2 separate regions of the Homo sapiens genome follow, and region 1 is linked to region 2. The links are chromatin contacts, found by Hi-C or POLR2A ChIA-PET in ENCODE. All regions are on one chromosome and are shown on one strand. The core of a region is the stretch at or near the end of the contact, and the rest is flanking DNA. Distances in the headings are between cores, read along the strand shown. Region 1 overlaps PPP1R12B (protein phosphatase 1 regulatory subunit 12B). Region 2 overlaps PPP1R12B (protein phosphatase 1 regulatory subunit 12B).

The links. A loop is a pair of places that touch in the nucleus more often than their neighbours do. ChIA-PET counts read pairs that join two places held with the same protein, here RNA polymerase II (POLR2A). Pooled maps may share reads with other maps.
Region 1: a pooled map shows a loop between it and region 2 (2.8-fold over the local background). The contact joins two enhancer-like sites. A Hi-C loop is called at or near these places in 3 of 168 maps with a recorded cell type or tissue (Calu3, MCF 10A and PC-3), 3 of 37 single-sample maps with no recorded cell type and 9 of 50 pooled maps. POLR2A ChIA-PET finds 5 or more read pairs at or near these places in 1 of 52 experiments (BJ).

The regions. Positions count from the first base shown.
Region 1 is chr1:202,503,454-202,508,229 of GRCh38, forward strand. The region is part of intron 18 of PPP1R12B (protein phosphatase 1 regulatory subunit 12B); the gene reads left to right. Among named protein-coding and RNA genes, the nearest start is that of PPP1R12B, 160 kb to the left of the region's middle. Within about 2 kb of position 2,143, at least 19 of the 41 ENCODE cell types and tissues checked have a DNase peak (open chromatin) inside an H3K27ac peak, as active enhancers do.
Region 2 is chr1:202,458,684-202,463,367 of GRCh38, forward strand. All of the region lies in intron 13 of PPP1R12B (protein phosphatase 1 regulatory subunit 12B), which reads left to right. Among named protein-coding and RNA genes, the nearest start is that of PPP1R12B, 110 kb to the left of the region's middle. RefSeq lists a silencer at 1,158-1,452. Within about 2 kb of position 1,296, at least 4 of the 41 ENCODE cell types and tissues checked have a DNase peak (open chromatin) inside an H3K27ac peak, as active enhancers do.

The DNA.
Region 1 (4,776 bases), core at 893-3,392, 46 kb after region 2:
AGGACAGTTAGATGTAGGAATCTGCAATTCAGGTTTAAGGGCCAAGCTGGAACTACATCTTGGATATCAGTAAACCTAAAGATTGGATTTTAAAACCATGAGATTGAATGTGACCACGAAGAGAATGAATGTAGACAGAGAAGAGGCCGAAAGAGCCCTGGAGCACTCCGAAATTCAAATTGAGGAGAAGGGGAAGAATCAGCAAAGGAAACTGAGCAATCCTGGTACCTGACCCTGAGAATATGGATGCAGTTTCCCCCTTTTTCCAAAACGAAATCAAACAAAACACATGGAACAATAGGCAGTTTTATCATTGTTCTTATTTTACCTTTTTTTTTTTTTCAAGGGCTATTTCCCATGAAATCTGCTCAGTCTGTTTATAAATGGACCATGCAATGGTATAGGAGACCTGGACATTCCAGGGCATCTTCTGGTGTCTTTTGAGCTAGAAATTGCTTCCTTTCTGCAACCTTGTCTAGAGGCCTTTGAAGTCCAGGGATGTCATAAGACTCTTCTTACTACATCAGAGGGATTCTATTAATTACCATGTCTGCAAATGATCTGTTAACTTACCTCTTGGTCTCCTTTGCCAAATTTTCTTCAGCTCTATTACATCTTTGAATAAATGTCACTTCAATTTCAGTTAAGAAGACTCTTGAGGCCGGCCGTAGTGGCTCACGCGTGTAATCCCAGCACTTTAGGAGGCCGAGGCAGATGGACCACTTGAGGTCAGGAGTTCGAGACCAGCCTGGTCAACAGTGAAACCCCATCTCTACTAAAAATACAAAAATTAGCTGGGTGTGATGACGCCCACCTGTAATCCCAGCTACTCGGGAGGCTGAGGCATGAGAATCGCTTGAACCCGGGAGGCGGAGGTGGCAGTGAGCCAAGATCGCACCACTGCACATCAGTCTGGGCAACAGAGCGAGACCCTGTCCCCCCCAAAAAAAGAAGACTCTTGGAAAAACTTTTATTAGAAATAAAACAACACCTAAAAGTTGTTACTGTATATTAAAATTTGATTTCTCTGGGGTGGCTAGAATGACAGTTACAGACTAAATTTAAAGCTAAAAAATACTTTAAAGGTCACCTAGTTAACACTGTCATTTTAAAGTTAACAGCTGAGGCCCAGGAGATTAAGTACCTTGCTAGTGTCACATAGTTGTAGTCCTAGTGCACAGCTGTTGCACTACCTTCCAAATTTGTATCTTTATATCTGTTATATCTCTTATATCATATTACATACTGTTATGACAAATAATATAGCATAATAGTTAAGAGGACACACCCAGGAGCTAGACTCCCTGCATTTAACCCCAGCTTAACCATTTAACTACTTTGGATAGGTTATTTAACCTTTGTATGCCTCAGTTTCCTCATCTGTAAAGTAGGGATAATAATAGTCTACCTCTTAGAGTTGTGAAATGAAAATGAGCTAATACATTTAAATAGAGATGATTACAATCCATTTAAATTATTTTCCAAATCTACAAGTTCCTACATCTGGATGAGAGTAAGGCTTTCGGAATACTTTTATTGGCCTTAGGATCACATGATTTTGAAGTTATTAATTTATCCTTAAAGAATGGATTATTTGGAGAGTCACAGAAGTAGCCCCAAATCTTCTATAACTCCAACATGTGTTCTGACACATAACTGAAGAATTTTGAGGAATAAGGTTTAAAGGAGATTGCTGAAGTAGGGGGAAAGAAATGAGTAGAAAGGAAAGGAACAAGAACTAAATGTTTCAAATTGTGTTTGGAACCTGTTAAGCATCTGATCAAGTCAAGTCCCTGCAGCTTCTCTGTCAAGCAAGCAGGCTTTCATTTTTATGCCTAAATAACCCATCCCATTTATGCTTCTTTGCCAGTGCTTCCAACAGTCCTAGTTTCAGAGATCTTTACTATTTTTTCCCACCTTCTTCCTTTGAGTAAATAGCAGCCCTTTTTCTCCAATTTTTCACAGCGTTGCTTCTGGCTATTTGCTGGATCCTTTCTCTCGAGCAGAATTTTTTAATCTTGTGAAACCACTTTATCTGCTGGAGGGTATCCAGCAACTTTCTGTCCACTCTCCACCACCAGTCAGTATTTTTGCCATTCTCCTTTTAGGTAAAATCCTAAGTCTGTTTTGTTTTCCTCTCTCTCTGGGGCTCGATTGCCTAATATGGTAAGGTATTTCCCAGACAAGATTGCGCTGTGGAGTTAGAACAACAGTTTGTCTAAGTTTAAAGACATGGTAGGTGAGCTATCTAATAGTTATTTATGTAGTAAAGTAATATTTTTTTTTGCAGTATATTACATAACAACCAAAATCTATTTTTTAAGCAAGCCTCTGTTGCTTTTAACAGACTTAAAGAGATAATAAAATATAGATTTTTCTCCTCTTAACCTGTTTAGGCAGATTTTTTTTTTTAAAAGGGAAAGATAGCTCGTCCCCAGAATGAAAGGGTTTTGAAAAGTCTGAGAAATTTGATAACATGATAATGTTCATAAGGATATAAAAGTAAGGGTAAACTTGATAAGCAATGGCTGTTATAAACAGTCCTGTGGTAGCCAGCCTCTGGGAATTGGCAGGCATTCCACGTGTAGAAAAGCAAGCTGTCCTGGATTTCTGCAATTGATGACGATGCGCAGTCCCAGGGAAAAAGATAGAGACTGAGAAATGGCAGCCAACCAACTCTGTATGTGGGAAGCTGCCTGTTATCCAGCATGCACTGAGGAATCTTCTCTAGTGGTTGACTCCACATTGGCCTCGAAGGATCTTTCCTCTCACTGTACATTTGCTCTTGCTTTGCAACTATAGTTTCTTAAAATACTGCAGATGCTGTGATTTTCTATATATGGGTTGTGTCTTGCTGTAGCCCAAGCTGTATAAACCATCTTAAGAACAAAGTTTCTTTTGGCATCTTCCTTTTATGGACTCTATTAATTTTAGGTCGTGCTGTTGCCCAGGAAATCTCAGTAATCAAAGCTCACATGTATTCCTTTGAGACCCTGTAATTTTTGGACCTAGTGTCCCATTACATCAGTGAATTCTGCTTTAATCATAAATCTTTTTTAAGATAGAATAAATTGATCTTTGAGGTATCTGTTTGGACTTCTCTCATGCATCTCATCCAAAGATGTGAAAGGTTTATCCAGCTACTAAGGATAGTATAGTTAACTTCTTGACCTTTTCTTTTTTTGATTTCTTCTTCTGCCTCCAATTGCTTTCAAGATATTAGTTTGTGTTAGTGACTTGTGACCTTATGTCTTTTTATTATAGGAACAGAGATGAGCTTAAAACTCTGCTGGAGCTTTTTAAAAAAAATGTTTATAAAAGATAGTAAATTTCATTAAAGAAAATTCATGAAGTATAGAAAAATATAAAGTGGTAGCTCTCAAAAGCAGCAGGAGAATTGCTAAAGGAGTTTGTAAAAATTCATAGGGCTACTTTCAGGGAATACAGCGATGGGGGATGTTCTGCATGCATTAAGTGGAAAGGGTGAGAGATGCTAGATATCCTAAAATGCCCCATATCAAACAAGTATCCTGAAGCTTGCTTGACTTTTGACTGTCTCCCTTGACAGTCATAGATGAAAACCTATCAGTTATCTGAGTCTAAAACCAAACTTGATTTTATGTTTAAGCTCATTTTTGAGGGGCAGTGGGGAGGAAGACAGTTCTAAAAATTCAACCACCATGTAAATGAGGAGAAACTGCTCTTAGTTTTATTTATCCCTGACAGCAATGCCACTTACATAATGCGTACATCATGCTACACGTTCTGTAGATCTGCATTTAACCTCTGCCTTCATGGTAACTATATGATGCATCCAAATCTCTGACTGCTTCTTTATGCCTTCTACTTTACTGGCCCAAGCATTAACACATTAAAATACATATTTTATTATAAAGTGCTTTGCTCTTTATTTCTTCTTCATATTCTGTTATTTTTAAAATGATTTTAGTTTTATATCAGTGATTTTTATTTCAGGATAGTAAGGGGGTGTTAAAAATATTTGTTATGAAAAGGGATTGTTTCAGCTATGAAAGCTAAGAAAAAATTGTCCATAACCATCCATAACTATACTTTTCAGAAGAAATTATTAACATTCTAGTGAATTTCCTGCTGGTATTTTTCCAAAGTTTTTCTTTTTAAAAAACGTATTCAAAACCAACTAATGACATTCTTTAGAAAAGGATCATTGTCAACTTGAGCATTCCTGGGACACCATCATTACTATGATGACAATTTTATAAGGTTGTCTTCAAAGCACTTGGGTTCAACTCTTTTATCAAAGTAGTCCTATGATGGCGTTGATCATAGACAGCCCCAGGAATAATTGTTTCTCTTTCAGTTGGAGTCTAAGAGTTACCTCGGTTACAGAAGTATTCATTTCTCCTGTTGATAGCATGGCTGGAGAGCCTTAACCATGGCTTAGGCTTAGCTAATGTTAGAGTTCTAGCCCCATGATTGAGGTAGAAAGCTTGATGTGGGATTTGAAGTCCTTTTTCAGCAAATGGAATGTTTATAGATTTGCCCCAGCAGGAATGTTGAGCTTAAGGCACTAACAGACGTTACCTTTAGAAGTGTTATTTTGGTAGAATCTCAAAGGTAGGATAGTAGGACTACCTATCCCAAGCTGTAAAGCTTCCTGTATAAAGCTTGTAAAAATGTAAAGATGAATGGCCACCACCTCCCAATTTTAACTTTTCTCCATACTGTCTCAGTCTTCAGTAAAGCAAGTTCAAGGATCAGATAGCAGCCATTTAGTGACATGAATCTCTTCGTAGA
Region 2 (4,684 bases), core at 46-2,545:
AGATGTTTTGAAAACAGCTAAATTTTCCTTCTGAAAGAGCATGCTGGATGCTAATTCTACTCTTGAAGCTGCAGCTTTCTCTGTAATCAGCTCATTGTGGAAGCATTTTGACTCCTACTGGGAAACCTTGATAAAAGCCTGAAGCCTGTGTTCACAGGTCCAATTTCAAACAATTAGTGAGCATTGGGATAAATGGGGCTTTAAAACTGGCCACAGCAAGACCAAAGTAGTAGAAGGTTCTCTCTCAGAAATAATCTCCATTTGCAGTGTAATTAAAGCACTTCAGTTGGGGAGTGGGTTTTACCATTAAATTGCACAGCTGGCTCTCCTTTTCTGAGAATGTTTTATCTTAAGAGGGGATAAGTGGGTATGTGCATACCAATTGGCCAATGATCAGTCTCAGCTTTACACCCTTGTGCTAACAGTTCTTTACTCAGTTTAACTACAGATATGTTGCTAAATGAGCAAAGCTAGATATAAAAGAATACATTATGATGCCAAATAGTAATAAACATGGAAATGTTAATATTGGATTTTTGGGTGTATTATGGATACTTTTTATTTTTATTTTTTCTGTATTTTCCAAAGTTCCAGAATGATAAAGGATTACTGTTATTATGGGGCAGAGGGAGCAGGAGGGCATGAAGGAATATTAATTATAGGGACAACAGTCTTTCTTATAATGTAAGTCTGTGAAGAAGGCTGTGATCGTTGAAGAGTAAATATAATAGAGATTCAAGGTTTGCAGGATTCTAGATAATTTATGGTTTTGCATACACAGTACAGAACTTGTAAAACAGTTTATTCCTTTTTGAGAAGGGCATAATCTTGGATTTGTGAAGTTCCTTTTTTTCCCCCCTGAAAAGCTCAAGTGTGCTTGAATGTATTCTCTTTATAAGATGGAAAGGAATAGAACAATATGCTCCCTATTTTACAAATGGGAATGCTGAGGCCCTAAGAGCATAGAGTCATTTGCTTAATATGACACTCTGAGTCAGAGGCACAGTAGAGACCATCACCTAGGCCTTCTTTTCCTCCTCATTGAATTTACTGACCATTTCTTCTATTGAATTTAAGTATTATCCATTCAGAATAAAGGTTTTGACTCAGGGGCCAGTCCACAGCTCAGAATGCAACAGTCTCTATCTTTAGGGCTTTCTGATAACTGCCATTCAGTCTTTGGATTGCTTGTGAGAACTATAGAAACCAACAAGGTCATCTGATTATAAAGGGACTGATTTGACAGGACAGAAATGGCAAGTGGCAAGCTGTTGGCAGATAGCTCTGCAGAAATACCAGGGCCAGGCAGCAGCTGTCACAATAGGGTAGTGGTTGGGTTCATTTTCCAAAGCTCCAAGTTTTCCTTAGCAACAAAATGTAAACAATTCCCATTGCTAATATTAGAGTCTAATAGTGTCTGACTTTGATTCTTTTGTTTTTCCTTTAGCTTTTTCTCTCTCACCCAACCCTGAATTTTACCTCTTTTTTAATTGTGCTCTTTCTTTTCTTTGTAGAAATGGTTAAAAATAGTTTTTCTCCACAATAAGCTAAAATTGTCTTTCCCAAATAGCTCACATTACATATGACTCTGCTTTGCTTGGTCAAGATACAGTGAGTACTGGCTGAGTCATATATACCACACTTATGGACCTTCTTCAGTCCCTTGGGGTCTTTATAAGCTAGGTAGTTATACCTACTAATGTGAAGCTGTCAGCAGATTAATTTGGCATCATCTTTGGAATGTTCAAAATTTAAACCAAGAATTTAAACTCTGAGTTATGGTTTTTAAAAGTCATTTGATTTGTTCCCCTGTGTCCAAGCTAAAGACTGGCAGTTGTCAATTCAAAAAGGTACTCAAAGAGGTTCCACAAACGACTCCAATCTTTCTCCAGTTTTGTTCTAAAGTGATTAGTTATCTAAAAGTCTGCGGCCATGCTGCCATTACCAAGTTTTTTCTCTACTGATAGAAATAAGCTCTCTCTTCCTAAGTATGAATATTGAACAAGAAGAGAGTGAAACATATGTAGCAGTGGGTACATTTTCTACTATATTACAATTCTGGAGGTCTCTGGATTGCTTATAGAATTAGGATTATGCTGTGGGACTCTGAACAATTCTGGAATAGAAAGAAAAAAGGTGATTCTTTTAGTGCTTTGGCCCTAATCCTTAGGTAGCAAAATGACAAGAGGCTTCACCAGGCTGAATATGCCTTACAAACAAACTGCTTTCAGTGTCATATGGCACCTCTATGTAATTTTTTTTCAGAATATGTCTCTTTGAAATAATAGTGATGATATGTTGCTGCCTGAGAGATGAGGCTACCCCTAGATAACTGTGAATGGCTAGACTTAGTGGGAAATGCACAGGATTGATTTAAGAGTTCCAGTTCAAATGGGGCATGGTGGCTGACACCTGTAATCCCAGCTACTTGAGAGGCTGAGGCAGAAGGATCACTTGATGCCAGGAGCTCAAGACCAGCCTGGGCAATATAGTGAGATCCCCATCTCTTTAAAAAAAAAAAAAAAAGAATAGTCCAGTTCGGCCTTTTATATGTGTGATTTTGGTTAAATAAATCAAGTTCCGTTTCTGACTCTTTCCTCATATGTAAAAAAGGGATAATGCTTACCTTGTTTGCATGTATTTGAGGATTAGAAATAATTTACGAGTAACCTAGATTTTCCCAAATCTATCTCATGGAGCTATTGTGAGGATCAAATGAGACAGACTATGTGAAAGTGTTTTGCAAACTACAAAACAATTTAGAGATATATATGACAATTATTTATGTCATTACCAGTGAAATGCTTTTTTGACTTTCATTAAGATCCATTCCTAGCTTTTCCAGAGCTAATACATTTGGAAATAAGATCCACCCTAAAATGCTAAATATTAATACCATTTTAGATTTTAGGGATGTTTAATTTTTAAACCCTACATGCTATAGGGATTCCATATCTCAAGTTTAGGAGACTTAATTTTTAAATTTAAGCTCACTTGTCCTGCCTCTGATGTCCTTACCAATTATTTATAATGTTATACATTATTTTCTGCAGCCCTAAGGGAAAATCTCCATTGTGGTGACAAAGTAAGTGGCAGCCATACACAGGTACCTTCTTATGCCTTTTCTCCCCTCACCAAGCAGTGTCCAGGAATCTAAGCATTTGAACATTTATATGAGGCAAGAGCTAGTGAGCTGAATGTGATAATGGTAGCAGTTGACCCTTGCAGGAAAGTTTGAGCCTGGGCCTCCTATCCCAGTGATATTCTTTATGCTAAAAATATTAGTAATTCCCTCCCACAGATTCCTTTCCTGCCTAAGTGAGGTCAATTTCTGTTGTTTTGCAAACAAGTACACTCAATACTATGCAGTAGTGGATATTTTTGATACTAAGGTGAGCATGTTTTAAAATCGGTTATAGTGACGATTGCATAAATCTGAATATACTAAAAATCTTTAAATGGTACACCTAATGGGCATGTGAATTATGTCTCAATAAAGCTGTTTAAAAATAACATTAGTACTGTTAATCTCCACCAAACAGTTCTGGGAAGGGAGGCCTAGATGGTGTCTACTAAGAGTTAAAGCAATGAGATTTAGAGCCTTGAATAAAAGAGTCTATTTTCTTTTTTCCGTATTTCTGTTGCTAAACACGGCTGTTGCCAACACCATCTCACTTCATTTTCCAGAGATAAGGGCATTTGTCATGCGTTTCTCAGCCCACCACTTAACAGTTCAGGAGTGGAAGCTTAAAGTGTTTCCCCCTCCCCCTCAGGACACGTGCATTTAGAAGAAAGGACAAGAATCCATTTCCTTATGTAGCAGAACCTCTGATAGTTCTATCCCAGTTCCCAGCCACTTCAGAGTGAAGACAGTCACCCAACACCTGCTACTAAAAGCCCTTATCAGCCATGTTTTTGCGGTTAATCTCCTTCTGATAAAGTGGTTCATTTTTCAGAGCTGTGAATATTGGTGACATGTAGGAGGGACCAAAATTTTCAGCCCTCATTCAACCCTCCCTTGTTTTTTATCAGTTGATTTTCCCATGTTAGAAAAGGACAGTTGCTGGTACAATCTCATAAAATGGGCTCCAGTGTTTAGAGAAGGACAGTCAGAGGAGTGGCCACCTGTTTGTTGAAAATTGGGCTTCTGGGAAAGTTGCTGCACAAGTGTGTGGCAAGGTGTGTCTGAGATAGCTTGACCTGCTTTCACCTGGAATGATTTGATCTGGCAATAGAGTTCCTTGCCATTCCTGGTTTTATGGAAATCAGAGGCACAGGAAGTTGATCTGGGTGTTCTGGGGAATTGAGACAAGCCTCTGCCATAGTTTGTTAGTACTCTGTGTTTGGATGCTAACTCCAGTGTGCTGAGTTGAGACATCAGCAAGTGCTGGGCCTGGAATGTCAGAAGCAGCAGGTAAAATTTCTTTGTTTGATAGCTTTAATGTCCTAGATGCATGTTTCTTTGGGAAACTGGCTTGGTTGCATACTTTGATTTGGTGGTATGGTTGGGGAAGTGGGAGAAGGCAAGTGGTAAGAATAAGATATAACCAGTTTGGAACTTCTCTAGTGTTTCTTCACATTACTAATGAATTTAAACATGTGCACTGACTTATAAACATCAGACCCAAAAGATTAGGGTAGCAGAGGACAATTAAGAGTTTCAAGAAGTAGAAACATGCTTCTC